Linked DNA regions of Homo sapiens: region 1 is linked to region 2. The links are chromatin loops, found by intact Hi-C in ENCODE. Cell type or tissue: gastrocnemius medialis. All regions are shown on one strand. Links, peaks and the distances in the headings refer to the core of each region. The heading gives the core; the rest is flanking DNA. Region 1 overlaps BNC2 (basonuclin zinc finger protein 2). Region 2 has its middle 85 kb from the start of LINC03041.

The links. Peaks named below come from ENCODE experiments on the same cell type or tissue, not always from the same donor. Only the 100,000 strongest peaks of a DNase experiment are listed, where the experiment ranks them.
Region 1: it touches region 2 in a loop (3-fold over the local background); 5 of 110 quality-filtered maps call a loop at or near these places.

The regions. Positions count from the first base shown.
Region 1 is chr9:16,824,547-16,833,200 of GRCh38, reverse strand. The region is part of intron 1 of BNC2 (basonuclin zinc finger protein 2); the gene reads left to right. Among named protein-coding and RNA genes, the nearest start is that of BNC2, 42 kb to the left of the region's middle. RefSeq lists an enhancer at 4,154-4,323. In gastrocnemius medialis, for the core only: no CTCF peak of the experiment used is centred there; a DNase peak (open chromatin) is centred at 4,060; H3K4me3 peaks cover 952 bases; H3K27ac peaks cover 1,196 bases.
Region 2 is chr9:16,187,482-16,196,135 of GRCh38, reverse strand. No RefSeq gene overlaps it. Among named protein-coding and RNA genes, the nearest start is that of LINC03041, 85 kb to the left of the region's middle. In gastrocnemius medialis, for the core only: a CTCF peak has its summit at 3,781 (motif pointing left); a DNase peak (open chromatin) is centred at 3,785.

The DNA of each region.
Region 1 (8,654 bases), core at 1,710-6,709, 640 kb before region 2:
CACTTGGGAGGAGGGAGCGAAATTGGTGGTGGCAAGAGAAGGGTGGATTTGTAGGAAGCATATCACTTTCCTGAGGGTTTTGTTCTAATTCTTCTCCAGATACAAATAAACGCAACATTGGGTGAATTGATTTACTTCTGTAAGACTGATTCCTGGACTGTAATAAGAAGGAATTTGGGTAGGGCGGGGGGGCTTACACCTGTAATCCCAGCACTTTGGGAGGTCAAGGCAGGCGGATCACCAGGTCAAGAGATTGAGACTATCCTGGCCAACATGGTGAAACCTCGTCTCTACTAAAAATAGAAAAATTAGCTGGTTATGGTGGTGCGTGCCTGTAGTCCCAGCTACTCGGCAGGCTGAGGCAGGAGAATCGCTTGAACCCAGTGGGCGGGGGTTGCAGTAAGCCGAGATCGCGCCACTGCACTCCGGCCTGGTGACAGAGCGAGACTCCATCTCAAAAAAAGAAAAAAAAAAGGAATTTGGATTCAGGGACTTTTCTCAGGTTTTGTTCAGCTCTTACCACTTTGTTCTCCTTCTACCTCTAAATGCTATATGGAAAAATATGTATTTTGGGAATTAACGTGCTGTATGTTTTGTCTTGAGGATTTCACAGACCCTTGAGAGAATATTCTGTGTTTATTATAGAACTTGGGTTCGGATTCGTTGATTCACTTGTTTTACAGTCAGGACACGAGTGGGGTGGAGGTCTTCAGAAATTAATGTCATCTATTGCCTACACTGATGACATGATAGTAAGCAGATCAAGTCTTGTAGCTATGTTCTTGAAAGGAACTCTTCTAGGCCTCTAAAACTGGGCAAAACATATTGTGTTCTCTGTTCTGTTTCACAGATTGCCTGGTTTTCTCTGGAATTCTGTGCTTCATGGCTTCTTTTCCCTTGATAACATGACACATGACTGATGACGTCAAAGAACCTTCTAGATTTTCTCTTCTACTGGTATTTAACTACATGTAATAGTTTCATATTTTTCCTTTGAAGACTACCTTGTAGTTTTAATAAGGGCGCATGAATGAAACCTACTAAATGGACCGTTGAAATATCCTACATCCAGGAAGCTGCATTGCAGTATTTTACTCATAGCCAGCTGGAATTCTAATAGATTGGCTTGCTGATTGTCCTATTAGTTTTTGTTTTGTTTTGCTTGAGGATTCAACTTTTCTGGCTTTCTTTAACTTCATAGTTATGGCTGGTCTGTAAACCTGTAGATAAGGTCAAAAAATTATGGGTAAACTCTTCAAAGTTTCCTAGATCTTGGTTGATAGGAGTGCAAATCTAATAGCCTGTGCATGTTATAACCATTGCCATTATTTGCTCAGTGGAGTAAAACAGAAAAGCATTAGGGAGAGTCTCTATGGAGCTTGATGCAATTGGTGTGACATTGTCTAAGAAAAGTTGGTGGCTTGAGGAACCATAACCCAGGAGCACTTGATTGAGTTTTTAAAACACACAGTAGATTAAGGACAGAAGTGTGTCGAGTTCAACCACCAAATCTGTTCATATGGGTATCTTATAACTCTTGGAACTTGAATACTTCCTATGCTGACTCCAGGTTTAATTTCATTCTAACCTTGTGATGCTGTTAATAACCAACATTGCACCACCCCCAAAAAGCCCAAAAAACAAACAAGAAAACCTCTCACTGAAAAACCATTATTTTGAATTTGACATGAGAGTCAACGCATTATTTGCCATTTTTCTCATAAAAGTTAGCTGCAAGTTCTGTTTAAGAAATTTTAAATAAGTAAATGTCACACAAGTGAATACAGATATATTCCAGTTCTTTGAATATACGTGAACTCTTTACTTATTGGTTGAATGCCAAGATCAAGGTGAATGAAAATGGTCATTGAAGCTCATCCATCTTTTAGACATTTGGCACTTCATTGTGCAAATGTGCACATTGATAATTTTGGCTTAAATGTTTGGCATTTTATTTGGAAATCTGTTAGCCCCTTTGAAGTCTTTTAATTTGGGAGTGGAGGTAGATTAGACTGGAATAATAATAAAGTAGGCTCTGCAAATAATTGCAAATACACAGATTATTTCTTTTTTGTAGGTTGCCAACAGATTTTATATATTGGACCTTGACACTGATTGTTTTAGGTTGTCTAACTTGTCAGGAAGTACAGTTTCTGTTACGAGGAAATAATGACGTTTTCGTTGAGAGGATGAAACATTTTCCACGACCATGAATCTGTTACTGGCTTCATTCAGCCAGCTGCCAGTGGAATCCAATTTCTAGAAGGCAGAAGCAGTGCCATTCACCCTTGCTATTCTTTCATTCCTCAAATTTTAAGTCTTTCAGCCTCCAAGAATCCTTAGGGTATTCCTCTGCCAGGTTAAATGTGTGAATTACAGAGTAAAGAGTAAGTTGAAGATTTCTTCCATTTCCTGCTCTCAAATAATAATTTTTCATGTTTTTCTTTTTTCTGTTTCCCTTTGGTGATCTACTTTCAGAATCTGAGTCACTAAATGAGTTTTATCAAAGGAGAAAAATGTACTTAGATACTTAGAAATGGAAACAAGATTTGTAAGTTGGCAATCACCTTGAATGAAAATACAGTTGGCCTTCTGTATCCATGGTTTCTGCGCCCGCAGATTCAACCAACCGTGGATCAAAAATAATGCGAAAAAATCCAGAAAATGTTACATCGTTGCTGATGTTTCAGTATAGAATATTTTCTTGTCATTACTGCCTACACAGTATAGTATATCAAATATTTACGTAGCATTTACATTGTATTAGTAATCTAGGGATGATTTCAAGTATAAGAGGATGTGTGTAGGTTATATGCAAATGCTACACCAATTTTTAAGGGATTTGAGCGTTCGAAGATTTTGCTATCCTCAGAGGGACCTGCAACCATTCCGTACCACCCTGATACTGAGGGACAGCTATACTAGGTGAATACTGCCTTGCCTTAGCCAAGCTGATAACTGTGTATGTTATAGAGATAATTGCCCTCCAATGCAGTTTTGTTTTTTGTTTATACCATGTTGGAAAACCGTTAGATATTTTATTGAAATATAATTGTGTGGAGTTTTTGAAAGAAAATATGGAATATGTTGTTTCAAAAGCTTTTCACATAGATTGTAAATTTCTTTACAGACCTTCTAGGCTTTTCACAGATATAAGCATTTATAGCAGAAATGTAGTGAATATTTTTATACATAGTCTCTAAAACTTAAGTAAGGCCCATTCTACAAATGATTGGAGTAGAAATAGGCATTAAAATGTGGTGGATTCATGCACAAGTAGGTGGTTTGTGTCCTATAGTGTGAATATAGTGTTTTCTATTTTCTTTAGGGGGGCATTTCTGTTCCCCTGGGGAAATAAACTTCCTATTTATTTTTCTTAAGTATTTTTAAGCTTGGTTACTTATTTTTTTAAGTAATCCCTGCCACTGTTTATATGTAGAACCCAAGTAGCATTTGTAGTTGAATTTTGTACATTAAAAATATTTTGATCAGCAAATATTTAACAAGTGCCTACTGTGCGTTAAGATGTTTGTAGAATTGCCGTTTTGTTTGTGAATGTTAGCACTGGGCATAGATCTAAATCCTCCTCTTTGCAAACACCCCTGAGAATAGGAACTAAGGTGAGAATGTGTTTTGGCCTATATCGTGTTTTCTAGTCATTTCTATGTATTTTATTAGAAAAATATTTTTAAAAAATGTTTTGGGTTAGGGAACCAACCCACTTGTCCAACTTGTGAAAGTCTGCGGAACACCACCACCATCAAAAAAGACAACATATTCGGATCAGGAATGTAATCACCCAGTCACCTAATAAAAAGAGTGCTTGAGTATGCATATGGAACAAAAAAGCAAAACCATTCATTTGGTAAAGGGTGAGTAGGGGCCAGGAGACAGCCCTACCCTGAAGATAGAATGCTTTAAAAACATGTTGCCATTAATATTTAAGACAGAAAGCGTTTTGAGCCCGCTCCTCTCTTCTACCCTTCCTCAGCATTCATGTTGTAGTTTGCTCCCTAATGCTCACAAGTCCGTGCCAGACGGAAATTCGCAGAGGCCGCTGCAGTCCCGCAGAGGCCACTCAGGGGAGGGACGCGGGCGGAACAGTCGCGCTCAGTCCTCCCAGGCCGCCCCAGGCCCCAGGTCCCCTGGTGCCTCGTGCCGGCTCCTGGCTCGCCTCCCTTCTGCTCTGCCCAGCCCACCCCGCCGCCCCCCTGCTCACACATGCGGCCTCTCCCCCGCGCCCCAGCCTCTGGAGTCGCTTCGGGGCCATCTAGTCATACGCTGTCCATCAGATGTGTTTACTTTTTTCCTGACAGCCGACACATCTGGAGCACATATTCAGGTTATTCCAGTGCCACTAGACACATTCCACAAGATCATTTCAGCGGTTGTTATGGCGATCTTCCTCCCTCCAGTGATTTTCAAGTTGCATGACAGAAATAGCTGGAGCTAACCAGGGGGACAAAAGTCAACGGGATCAGGAAGGGCTTCTTTCACAGAATGAACTAATTAGTGACCCTGCTTTCTTCACAGGGCAATGAGCATATGGTTTAATAAAGTGAGTCTGTGACACTTTTTTTTTCTCTGTAGGCAAAGCTGTCACTGGCTGAAAACTTTCCTGTTTTTACTGGTGGGACCGTAGTCTGCTGTCTTTCAACAGAGTTTACTTCACAAGTAGAAAATGTTTGCTCCTGAGAGTTAAGCTTCAGAACGTATTCTTGGCTTCATACTACCTAACTATAGCAGGTCCTGTAACTTAAAGAGACAGTATTAATTTTATATTCATTTCATGGGAAGGGTTTATGCTTACTCAAGACTAAGCATTTTCAGTTAGGGTTTTGTAAGTATTATGAATTGATACCTGGAAGTTCAGGTAAATATAATGTGTTGTTTGCTGTGGTTTTTCTATAAAATATAATCAGTATTTCTCACTGGATTAGTTACAAATTTATTTGAACCTGTGATTTTTTTTTGGGCACAGTTATAGAATATTTTGGTATTAAAAGATTTGATTAAGCTACTCCATTTTTATCACATTTTAAGTAGCATGCAGATGTCTGGTTATGTCTGTCAATTTTTTTCCTGAGGTACTTTTTACATTTTGTGTAGGATTTTGGATGACTTTATAGTGTGAACATATCATTGCAGACATGGAAATTTAGACCTGAGATCATTTAGTGTTAGTAGTAGAAATACTGCTTTCAGTTTATAATGGATATATAAGGTAATTCTATAAAGCACTGCCATCTTTGATCACTTTATGAAGAATACAGACATGCCTCAATAAATGTTTTTTGGATGAATGGGCATATCATATGGATTCAAACAAAATACATGTTGCCATTAATCATGAGTCTGAGATTTATAAATTATAGGGGCCCATTTTCTTTTTTGTTTTTGTATTCCTGTACTGTAATTCAGTCTTGAAAAATGTAGCCAGCTATACATGTTTCACACTTCTTCCCATATGTACCATGATACTCTTTTACACACGTGTGCACATAGAATCTCTTAATCTCCTTTTCTTGTTCTTTCACCAGTACTCACAAATTCCACTCCTTTGCACGCACCCCATTTTTAGGTTGAGACCCAATGCACTTAAGTCACCATGAACAACAAAGTTTATAGTTTTCCTTTTTGATCGAATTACTCATGTGTTGACTGAGTTCTCCGGATTCTAGGAATATGACAATGAGTGACAAGTAGGAGAATCAGAGCTGGACTCACCCAAGCAATTGTCTTCATCTTTCTCCATCAGTACAATACCTCTTTCCTCCACTCTCAGTCAAATTCCTGTTCAGTGGGTCCCACTGAGGCTGGTCGCAGCTGCTCTGGAGTACCTGCTCTCAGGAAGACTAGAAGAACACTGAAAGGTCACATAATTACATGTGAATTTAATTCACAGAGACCTGCTTGTCGCTTTTCCATGTGTTTCTCCTAGTTACACATTATTAACTGTGGTGCCTTGTAGGGCTTCAATTACTTGGGCAAATATGTATCGTGCAGAGACTGAGCACAAGTTAGAATGCTGAGAGTGGTTATAAAATTATGTTTTCCTCTCCAGATGTAACTTTACAGTAATTAAACCTAATGCAATGTAAGCATTATAGTCAGTGCTGTGGTAGCTATCTCCAAGTCTAATTGGTAACATCGCTTAAATCATAGCACTTATTGCTGGTTATCTGGGAACTGGAATAAACCAAAAAAGTTACATACATTAACCTTTGGTTTTTCTGCATCAGGTGAAGTGGATAGCTTGTCCCTTCATCAAAATCTGTCATCTGTATTATATGGAATTTTGATAGCATTTAGAAAATTTTTTTCTTATTTAGATAGCTCTGTGTATTCATCCATCCATCGATCATCCATCCATCCATCTATCCATCCATCATTTCATCTGTCTTTAGGCTATTTTCCATAGTTTGTTGCCCTGGATTTGGAGACTTGATCCAGCACAGAGCTATTGTCCACTTGGGTTATTGGGGTTTCCCTTTCTAAGTAGATGATCAAAATCCATGGTGAAAACATGCTTGCCTTCCATAAAGGGCTACTTGTTTACTATATTTCAGTCATTTTTCTGCCAAAAGTAAAAAGTAAAAGAGTCCAAAAGATAGAAAAGAATCTCAAGTTTAAAATTTTCTTTTGCATTTATTATACCCAAGAATATGGCAAGCAGCTTAATTTAATCAAGCAGCAAGAGTGCCAGACAGTTTTCCTGCATGTGAGAGCTAAATAAATAGTGGACCTCCGTATGGCAGTGATAATCGCAACTTAGAGGGTTTTCTCAGTTGTGAAATGTTTGTGTTAAGGATGACTTTTTTGTTGTTTTTGTTACAGTCTGACAGCTGAAGATGCTTTTAAAACCTTCTAGTTACTTAGAGCAGAGCTATATGGCACAGGCTTGGTGGTTCTAAAAGGCAGGTCCTATCCATCACAGAAACAGCAAGTCTCTGGGTTATGGGGGAAGATTGAGCGGGGGGGAGTGAAGTAAGGAGAAAGGGGGGCTGTTGTGTCCAGTTTACATTTGTCACCAGTGACTAGCTTTTAAAAAATGTGTTAGCTGTGCATGGTGGTAAGTAAGATCCAGCTGCAGGGGATTATGGCTTTGAGTGGGTCGGGGAGCTTGGAATGCATTCAGTTCCATCAGGGGATTTGTGTCCCTCGTCATCAGCCTTAACATTGCTAACACAGTAAAGATTAGGAACAGACCAGTGTCACCTGCCCTGAACTTTGAAAAACCCTGGAACCATTAAACAAAGGGGTTTGCTAGTTTAGAAAGTGTCCCTTCTCTCTGTCCAAAGTGTTTTTCAAATGACACATGCAAAAAAAAAATACAGTTATGCTCAGGTGAAAGACTGTCTGTGGTTGAACTATTTTCACAATTTAATGAACATGTCACAATCATAATTTCTAATGAAAAACACCTTCCACAAATAACGTTCAGTTAATGAACATTTTTGTGAAGTGATTTCCAAATCAAAATGAAGAGCCAGTAGTTAGGAGGGAATGTTTCTGAGCTTTAGTCTCACTCCATAGGAGAAAAAGATTTTGCTTGGTTTGGGTGACCCTCCCCTCCTCCTCCTCCCCAGGAAGAAAGTTAAGAGAACACCACAAAGGTTTACTTTTTTCAGGGATTTTGAAATTCAGCATACATGCCAGCAAGCAGTTTAGAGGCAGGAAGTCTTTTCTAGTAGTGCAGTCATGAACTGGTAAACTAGAAGCATCTGTAAAAATTTAGAGGGAATATCAGCTTTCTCAAAGCTCCAGCCCAAGTGTAATGAGGTGCAAATGATAGCACTGCATAACCCTTCCCCACCCCAATTGTGGAATGAGATATTGAGACAAAAATAAAGAGGAGAATAGGGATTTCAGAACTCTACTGTACTGAAATAAATTTTGATTTTCAGATGAAATGGCTTTTGGGTGACTAAGGATAGCCCCAACTTTGACGGTTGATGAGTAGAAAATAAATGATTTTCAGCTCAGCATCTCTAGGTACCATCTTTGAAAAGTGGTTGCATTTGGGCTGTGAGTGCATAAATGACATACCTCCTCATTCGGCTGAGTAAATTAACGAGAATTTTTAGTATAAAGTAAACTTCCACTGATTCGTATCTTTGGCAGGCACCTCTCTCTTTACAGAAAGAAAAAAAAAAGAGGGGTAAGAAAAAAGATGTGATTTGTTTGAAGGAACACATCTGGGGTGTGATCTGCTATATCTTAACACCAGATGGCAGGTTTAGGCTGACAACTAAACCCAGTTTAGCCTGGTCAAACCGTATCTTCGTATGTCCTTTTCCCCCTCCCCTCCCAAACAATCTATGCACAGGAAGTAGAACAATTATTTGCACTCCAGGCTAACAGTCCTCTTGTATCTGTGGCTTTGGGTTCTCTTTCACTGTGCCTCTGCTGTTTATAGACAAGTTTGGCTTCCCTTGGCAACCCCTGAAACAGGTTCCCTCTGTGGCTCATACTTTTTTCAGAGGTATGTTTTGTCGAGGCAGAGGTGTGGTGCCTTTAGGTGGCTGGTGCTTGTCATGACAGGCATGGCATTAGCTGGGCCTAGCAGTGACTAGAAGTGACAGCATTGGTTCGAGGTGCCTGGGGGCCTCTCAGTCATCACTCCTGCTGGAGCATTGAGAATATGAAAGCAC
Region 2 (8,654 bases), core at 1,579-6,578:
GTGGCACTTTCCCGCCTCCTTCTTTCTCCGGTTGCCAGAAGAAACCCAGCTGGGTCCCTCAGCCAACACAGGCCCCTAACTTAAGTTTAATAGTACAGCATTTTTACTACTTTTGGCCAGGGCATTTTGAGAAAGGGTAATATATGTGAAAAATATACCCTAAAAAATTCTGTTTAGAAAACAATTCCAGTCTAAGCGCTCCATGCTCTCAGTTTCTGGCCCTCTTTTCAGGAAAGCAGCTCCGGCAACCACACAGTTTAGATCCATTTTGGGGTGGGTGGGGGGGGGTTCCATTTCCTTCCTATGGGATTTTTTTATTAGGTGTTTTTTTGGTTTGTTTGTTTTTTGCTATTTTTCTTTCCCTATGCTGGTTTACTGCCTTGTATCTATCTACCCCCAAAGAAAGAGTTTAAGAACCTCAAGTAAGTATTATTGGATTTTTCTTAGTGTATTTTTGGATATTTCTGGTTGGGAGTGTGTGGTCGGGATCTGTGTGTCTGTGCTGGGAGGGTGGTGGGCTGCATGCCCAACGATGATGGCCATGAAGGCCTGGGAGAGTCAGCAGAGCCTCCCGAGCATGTGTCGAACATGGAATTGCCCCTTGTTTCATGGTAGTGAAAACCCTACTGGTTAAAGGTTGAGGCACCTGGTAGGCTTGTAACAAGTATCCATTTTGTAGACAAGGGAAAGAGACAACATTAGGCACCATTTCTTGAACTTCGACTTTGCATTTCATAATCAATGCTCTAGGTGGTTTATTTCATTCAACCCTCACAACAGCACTGTGATGGTGACGTACTCCACTACACAGAGGAAGAAACTTCAGAGGTTAAAAGGGACACGGTTACTTCCTGTAGCACACGTGGAATAAGGCAGGATTCTAATCCAGGTCTGCCTTTCTACTGGAAAGAATCTAAACTGGGTGAAATTATTAAAAACCATGATCCCCACTCCCCAAAAGACAAAATATATTGACTGGGAACCACGAGTAAATGTTTGGGCCTCTTAGAAAGAGGCAACTGGTTGTAGAATCATTGCCTTGAGACATTTGAAAAGTTCAGTTCATTTCTCTGGGCTTCCTCCTCCTCTGAAAAAGGAGCATGTTGGGCTTGATTCAAGAGAGCGAGGAGACCTCACAATTTGCTGTTACCCCCAGCAACCTCCAGTGCTTCCCCGTGCGCCATGGCAGACGTCACTAACAGACAATGCATGGGGCCTCAGACTCCTTCTCTACACAACATTCTAGGCAGCTACTAACAACATTCTCACTGCCCTTCAAGGCAGCACAGCCGGCTGTGGCATCCCCCAACCTCCAGTCATCTGTTCATCTCCTTCATAATTTTTACTGTATCCATCCTCCCTATCATCTCAATATATTTACTTACTTGATTTATAGCGATTCCCTTTTTTTAAGCCAAAGAATAGCCTTTTTCTAAGAATAATATCCATGGTTTAATGTGGTAACAATAAGATTTTGAATACGTTTTTAAAGTACATAATTATATAATTTTTAAATAAAGTTGTCCAGGATCCATTCAAGGTTAACTTAGCATGTTTTCAACACTTTCTATGATGCTGGCATGGCAGGAAGACCGGAGATGTGAGGCTCAAAGAGACTTAGTTGGAACCCCGCTCAATCTTGTACCAATTCCGTGGCCTTGAGCAAATTATGTAATCTTTTTGAGTCTCAAGTCCCAATTATGGGAATAATAAGCCTTTCTTTGCTATACTGTCTTGAGGGTGAAAGTTAACTTAATGCAATAGTCTGCACAAAGCTCCCGGCATAGTCTTTGGTACAAGGTAGATATTCAATAAATGGCCACCATTGCAATTGTTTGTATGCTAATACACTGTGTTGCTGGTATCACAGTCCCCAGCGCTGTATGAAAGTCCCTTTCTTTCCTGAAACCCAAGCTGGATCCCATCTGTCCAAATGCCTGGGACTCCCAGATTATAGGATTGAGGGTCCTCAAAGATGATGTTCTTTAGGGACAAATATTTACCCAAAGTAGGTCCTTAAAGAATTCTGTCATTGCTGTCCTCTCAGAGGAGCCTGGCAGCACTGTCACAGGAGCATGGCTTTGGTAATAAGACTCTGTCATCATTAGGGAGCCATTTTATTTTTGTGACACTGTCATCCCCAGGTCCCAGCACACCTGATTACATAAGTGGCTTTTCTTTCCTGCCTCGTCTCTGTTATTACTTCTAATGTTTTTCTGCTTCTGAAGGATGGGAAGAATGAAGCCTATCTATGAACAAGGCCTCTAAGTTGGGGACTGGAGTAGAAAATACAAAACAACCTTTCCCTGTCTCTGTGACCAGCTGGACTGCCAGTGAGTCCCTGTTTTTATTTCTCCAAGCCCAGCTGAACATACCTATTTTATCGGTTGACTTTGTCAATGCAAAGCAGCAAGTGACACTGAAACACCTGTGTTTTGAGGCCCTGGTCATCTAAATTTGCCTGTGAAAAGTAGATGACACAGTAGCACAACACTGAATCCTCCCCCATGTTTTAGCCTGAAAGATGCCTTTGCTTATTTACTTAAAGAAAGGAGGGAAAGGAGTGGCAAACTGCCTGTGTCCTGAAAGACTTTAGGAGTTATTCCTGGTGCTCTCTTTCCGTGAACTCGGAGGTTTGGGGATAGGAGAAATGAGAAGGAAAGATGTGTCTCCAGAGTAAATGGTGAGATCTGCTCTCTCTGCTCCTGCCCACTCCCATATTGTATTCTCACTGAGGTCCTAACCAGCTGTTCTTAGAATGGGGGCTGGGGAGGGTGAGAAGTCTGCGGCCTCACTGATGCTGCTGGGGACAGATGTAGGTCCAAGGGTGATCATTTCTGCCAGGCAGAGGGGAGGGAAATTTCTGATAAAAACAATATAACTCAAAGAGAAAGGGAAGAACCAAAATCATGCCTGGAATGTAGGGAATTCACAGGGATGGGAGAGAAGATGAATAAAATGTCTGAAAAAGACACGGGAGGACAGGCAAGCAGCACATCTCCACCTCTGATTCTGCTCAACAGAACCCATCTCTTCCCATCAGACAATGGCAAATACCTGGGCAATCGTCAGCCACCTCATTCTCTGACCGGCTGTGAACCTAGACCCTCACAGTGTGTGTGTACATGTGTATGCAAAGCAATTAAAAAGGAAGACTGAAGACGAAACAAATCAATGTTTTTACAGATTCATAATAAGTTCCTTTCCATATATTTATTTATTTTCTCTTTCGCCACTAAAGATGCAACAGCAAACTTGCAGGGAGCAGTTGTTGCCAGAGGGTGAATCATGGCTCTATTGATTTGATTATGTAAAAGCTCAGAGGAACCTAAAGCCAGATACAGAAATATCTCATAGCCCTGAACCCTATGGGACACACACTAGTAAAAAAGCAATCTTTATATTGTTCCTGATAAAAGCATCATTAGTTTCCTCACAGTGAAACCATTTCTCTGCTGATACAGTATATGGTTTTCTTTTTCTCCAGAATCCACTCAGACATAATTAACACTCAGTTACTAGACTTGAGGTTCCCTGGGGTGACCTGCTCAAGTTGGGGAGGGGGGTGAGGGGCTAGAGATGGAAAGAAAGAAAGACTGAGAGAGAGGTGGGAAGGGAGGGAGGGGGCAGGGAGGAGAGAAGAGATAGGAGAAGGAGGGAGGCAGAGGCGGGTGGGGTGGGGGTACAGTATCGAGAATCTATCCTTCCTTGGCCTTCCTGAACACCGCCCCGTTGCCTGCACTGCGCGGGAGAAGAGAGCCAGCGCGGTGGCGCCCTCTGCTGGGCCTGCTTACCCTCCTCGCCACGCAATCTGGACCAAGCCCCAAGCCATGCAATTCCGGGGACGACTCTCTCCACCCCTCGTTCTTTGCTTCCTTAGGAATAGCACTCCAGCCATCGCCTTCCGGTGAGAGAAGTCTGGACTGACCTCTCTGCAGACAGACAAATGCCCACAGACGTGCTCACAGTTTGTGCTAAAACTGCAGCAGCAGCAGCAGCAACAGATAGCAATTATGCTGTGCCTCCTTGTCCCTGTCAGTGTAGGCAGTGGCTCCCTGAAAAGCCCTTGAATAAACAGTGTTGCTGGGGTCAGCAGGGCTGGCCTTGGATGGGATCTTAAGATTTAAAGGTTTGGAAAAATGGAACCTGGAAGGTCCTTCCATATCTCTATTTGACAGCTGGATGGCTAATGTCTATGAGCCCCAGGGACAGGTCCTGGCTGCCCACAGGAATGGGCTCTGGCTCAGAGAGCCTGCATACCAGGGGACTCTGTGTTCGTCTCCAACTGGGCCTCAGCTTCACTAAAGATAAGAGAAGAATGCCAAATGTATTGCTCATCCTATGGACTTCTAAGCAAATAATGGCCCTTTCAGGAAAAATAAAAATTGTTGATTTTAGAATTCCTGGATGTGAATTTGAATTCACTAAGACAGAAACCAAGTCACTTTACAAGGAGGCTATTCTTGCACCTTTCATGTATATTAACAAGCCCATGGATGTATATACAAACACATACATGCACACACACACACACGCACATGCATATGGTGGGTATTAAAACATAAATGCATGAACACTTTCACACACAGGGACACCCAACCAGAACCACATGTACACAGACCTCCAAACACATATATACAGATGTCTTCATGTAATCCCATATGGACTGCATCTTCCAGCCACAGACTCACCCTCCCCGCCTTCCTCCCTCTGCTCCCAAGTTGTGTGAAACTTGGGAAATTTCCTCTGGGAGTCATTCTGTTGCTCTATTGTTCCATCCTGAAGGCCCTTCCAGGGACCACTTCCCAGACAGCAAAGTCTCTGTGCTCCCACTGGCACCAGATCTCTGTACGTTCATTAGTTTAGGCAGATCACCGGGGATTTCAGTAAAGATTTCTGGAAAAATTTAAAGAGCAAAGCTCTGAGGTCAGGCAGGCTTAGTAGCTAACAGCATGGATTCTGAGCCAGATTGTCTGCATGCACCCTAGTGCTGTCATGCACTAGTGGTGTGCCTTGGTTGCCTCATCTATAAAATGGAAATAACAGTACCTGCCTAATGGGGTTGTGATGGTCATAAAATGGGTTAGTATTCAGAATCTGCTGGAACAGTATCTGACATATAATAATCACTACATAAATCTCTCTCAAATAAAAGTACATAACCCAGGCTGGTTGTGCTATTTCCTGAGTAATCCTGGGGTCCTCTTCCCCTATCTCTCATTAGGTAAAAGGAAGAAGAGAACACAAAGAAATGATGACCAGGGCCATGCACAGTGGCTCCCACCTGGAATCCCAGCACTCTGGGAGGCCGAGATGGTGGATCACTTGAGCCCAGGTGTTGGAAACCAGCCTGGGCAACATGGCGAAACCCCATCTCTAAAAAAAATACAGAAATCAGACGGGTGTGGTGGTGCATACCTGTAGTCACAGCTATGAGGGAGACTGAGGTAAGAGGATCACCTGAGCCCAGGAGGTCAAGGCTGCAGTGAGCTGGGATTGCACCACTGCACTCCAGCCTGGGTGACAGAGTGAGACCCTGTCTCAAAAAAAAAAAAAAAAAAAAAAAAAGGGAAGAGAAAGGAAAAGACATGATGACCAGACACATCCTTCATACTTTTTCAGTCTTAGGGACCCTTTCCTGTACCTCATTGATTAGCTTTATTATATGTTATAATAGCATCATGACCTGCAGTCAGTTTGAAAATCTGCAATGCCTCCTCATCTGCAAAGCCTCTTGAAAATCCCTTTTAGTGTACATGATTTTAAAAGTCAGATATAGGCAACTTTTAAACCTCATTTGTATTTTTATTTTACTTCAAGTTCTGGGACACAAGTGTAGAACTATTTGTTGCATAGGTATACGTGTGCCATGGTGGTTTGCTGCACCTGTCAACCCGTCATCTAGGTTTTAAGCCCTGCATATATTAGCTATTTGTCCCAATGTTCTCCCTCCCCTCGCCCCCACCCCCCAACTGGCCCCCATGTGTTAAACCTCATTTTAGACATTCATTTCAACCTTCTCCATTGATTTTTACCCCTCTTTCAAAAGTTAGAATTGTCAAAAAGTAGAATACTTGACTGTTTTATATTCCCTTCCTTATTTCTTTTTTCTTTCCCACTTTCTCATGGAAGTATAATTAACAGTGCAATAGCAGAAAGCATGGTGATTAGGGTCACAAGATAAGTTGGCCAGTGAGCTTTAAACCATCAATGCATTAGGAACAAAGCCAGATGCTGACATGATGGTCTTAGTAGGAAGCCTAATAATGGAACATGCCTCCATATTGATTTTCTTTAAATATCTGTTCAACATTTTTGTGGAGGAGTAAGGGAAAGAGAAAGAAGACAGTTAAGAAAAGTGATAGGTCTTTCCTTTGCTCTTCTAACAATTCTGCTCTGCCTCAAATTTGCATATGCCACTCAAATAAACAAAAGCTCTGCAGCAAACTAGACCTGATTTCCTTTGAAGATGAAAAGACATGCAAGTATTGTGAAAGCCCAACCCACTGCAAAGAACATTTAATTGAAATATTCCATCTACACATGTACTTTTGATGAATGCAACTTTTCTCATCTTGTTACATTTCTAGTAAGGTTTAGCATTCAAGTGATACTTCAGTGCTCCTATAGGAAGCAATGCCCCTGGAAACTGCACATAGACCCTACTCAGCAGCTGGTTTTGATTAGGAGGGAAATTTTTTCATAGATGCCTTTCTAGCTCTGGGTCAGAGAAGGCCCAAGACAGTGTCTGTGGTGGCATCTGTCCTCTGGAATGGCCCTGTGTTGCTCTTTGAAGGTCTTCTCATTCCAGGAATAACCTGGAAGACCCATGATTTCCTAAGTTGACATCCACACTCAACCCCCAGAGCAAGCTTGGTGGTTTCCACAGGAAAACATTTTTTGCCCTGGTTTTCCCCCTCAACCTCATATACCTAATTTATCTTTACAACACGGACTTTAAGAACCCACAAAATCTGCAGTGCCTTCTTGATAGTGAGTCTTGATAGAAATATTAAATCAATGTGCAAAAATCACAAGCATTCTTATACACCAACAACGGACAAACAGAGAGCCAAATCATGAGTGAACTCCCATTCACAATTGCTTCAAAGAGAATAAAATACCTAGGAATCCAACTTACAAGGGATGTGAAGGACCTCTTCAAGGAGAACTACAAACCACTGCTCAATGAAATGAAAGAGGACACAAACAAATGGAAGAACATTCCATGCTCATGGGTGGGAAGAATCAATATCGTGAAAATGGCCATACTGCCCAAGGTGATTTATAGATTCAATGCTATCCCCATCAAGCTACCAATGACTTTCTTCATAGAGTTGGAAAAAACTACTTTAAAGTTCACATGGAACCAAAACAGGGCCCGCATTGCCAAGTCAATCCTAAGCCAAAAGAACAAAGCTGGAGGCATCACGCTACCTGACTTCAAACCATACCACAAGGCTACAGTAACAAAAACAGCATGGTACTGGTACCAAAACAGATATATAGACCAATGGAACAGAACAGAGCCCTCAGAAATAATGCTGCATATCTACAACTACCTGATCTTTGACAAACCTGACAAAAACAAGAAATGGGGCAAGGATTCCCTATTTAATAAATGGTGCTGGGAAAACTGGCTAGCCATATGTAGAAAGCTGAAACTGGATCCCTTCCTTACACCTTATACAAAAATGAATTCAAGATGGATTAAAGACTTACATGTTAGACCTAAAACCATAAAAACCCTAGAAGAAAACCTAGGAAATACCATTCAGGACATAGGCCTGGGCAAGGACTTCATGTCTAAAACACCAAAAGCAATGGCAACCAAAGCCAAAATTGACAAATGGGATCTAATTAAACTGAAGAGCTTCTGCACAGCAAAAGAAACTACCATCAGAGTGAACAGGCAACCTACAGAATGGGAGAAAATTTTTGCAATCTACTCATCTGACAAAGGGCTAATATCCAGAATCTACAATGAACTCAAACAAATTTACAAGAAAAAAACAAACAACCCCATCAAAAAGTGGGTGAAGGATATGAACAGACACTTCTCAAAAGAAGACATTTATGCAGCCAAACGACACATGAAAAAATGCTCACCATCACTGGCCATCAGAGAAATGCAAATCAAAACCACAATGAGATACCATCTCACACCAGTTAGAATGGCGATCACTAAAAAGTCAGGAAACAACAGGTGCTGGAAAGGATGTGGAGAAATAGGAACACTTTTACACTGTTGGTGGGACTGTTAACTAGTTCCACCATTGTGGAAGTCAGTGTGGCGATTCTCAGTGATCTAGAACTAGAAATACCATTTGACCCAGCCATCGCATTACTGGGTATATACCCAAAGGATTATAAATCATGCTGCTATAAAGACACATGCACACATATGTTTATTGAGGCACTATTCACAATAGCAAAGACTTGGAACCAACCCAAATGTCCAACAATGATAGACTGGATTAAGAAAATGCGGCACATATACACCATGGAATACCATGCAGCCATAAAAAATGATGAGTTCATGTCCTTTGTAGGGACATGGATGAAGTTGGAAACCACGATTCTCAGCAAACTATCGCAAGGACAAAAAACCAAACACCGCATGTTCTCACTCATAGGTGGGAACTGAACAATGA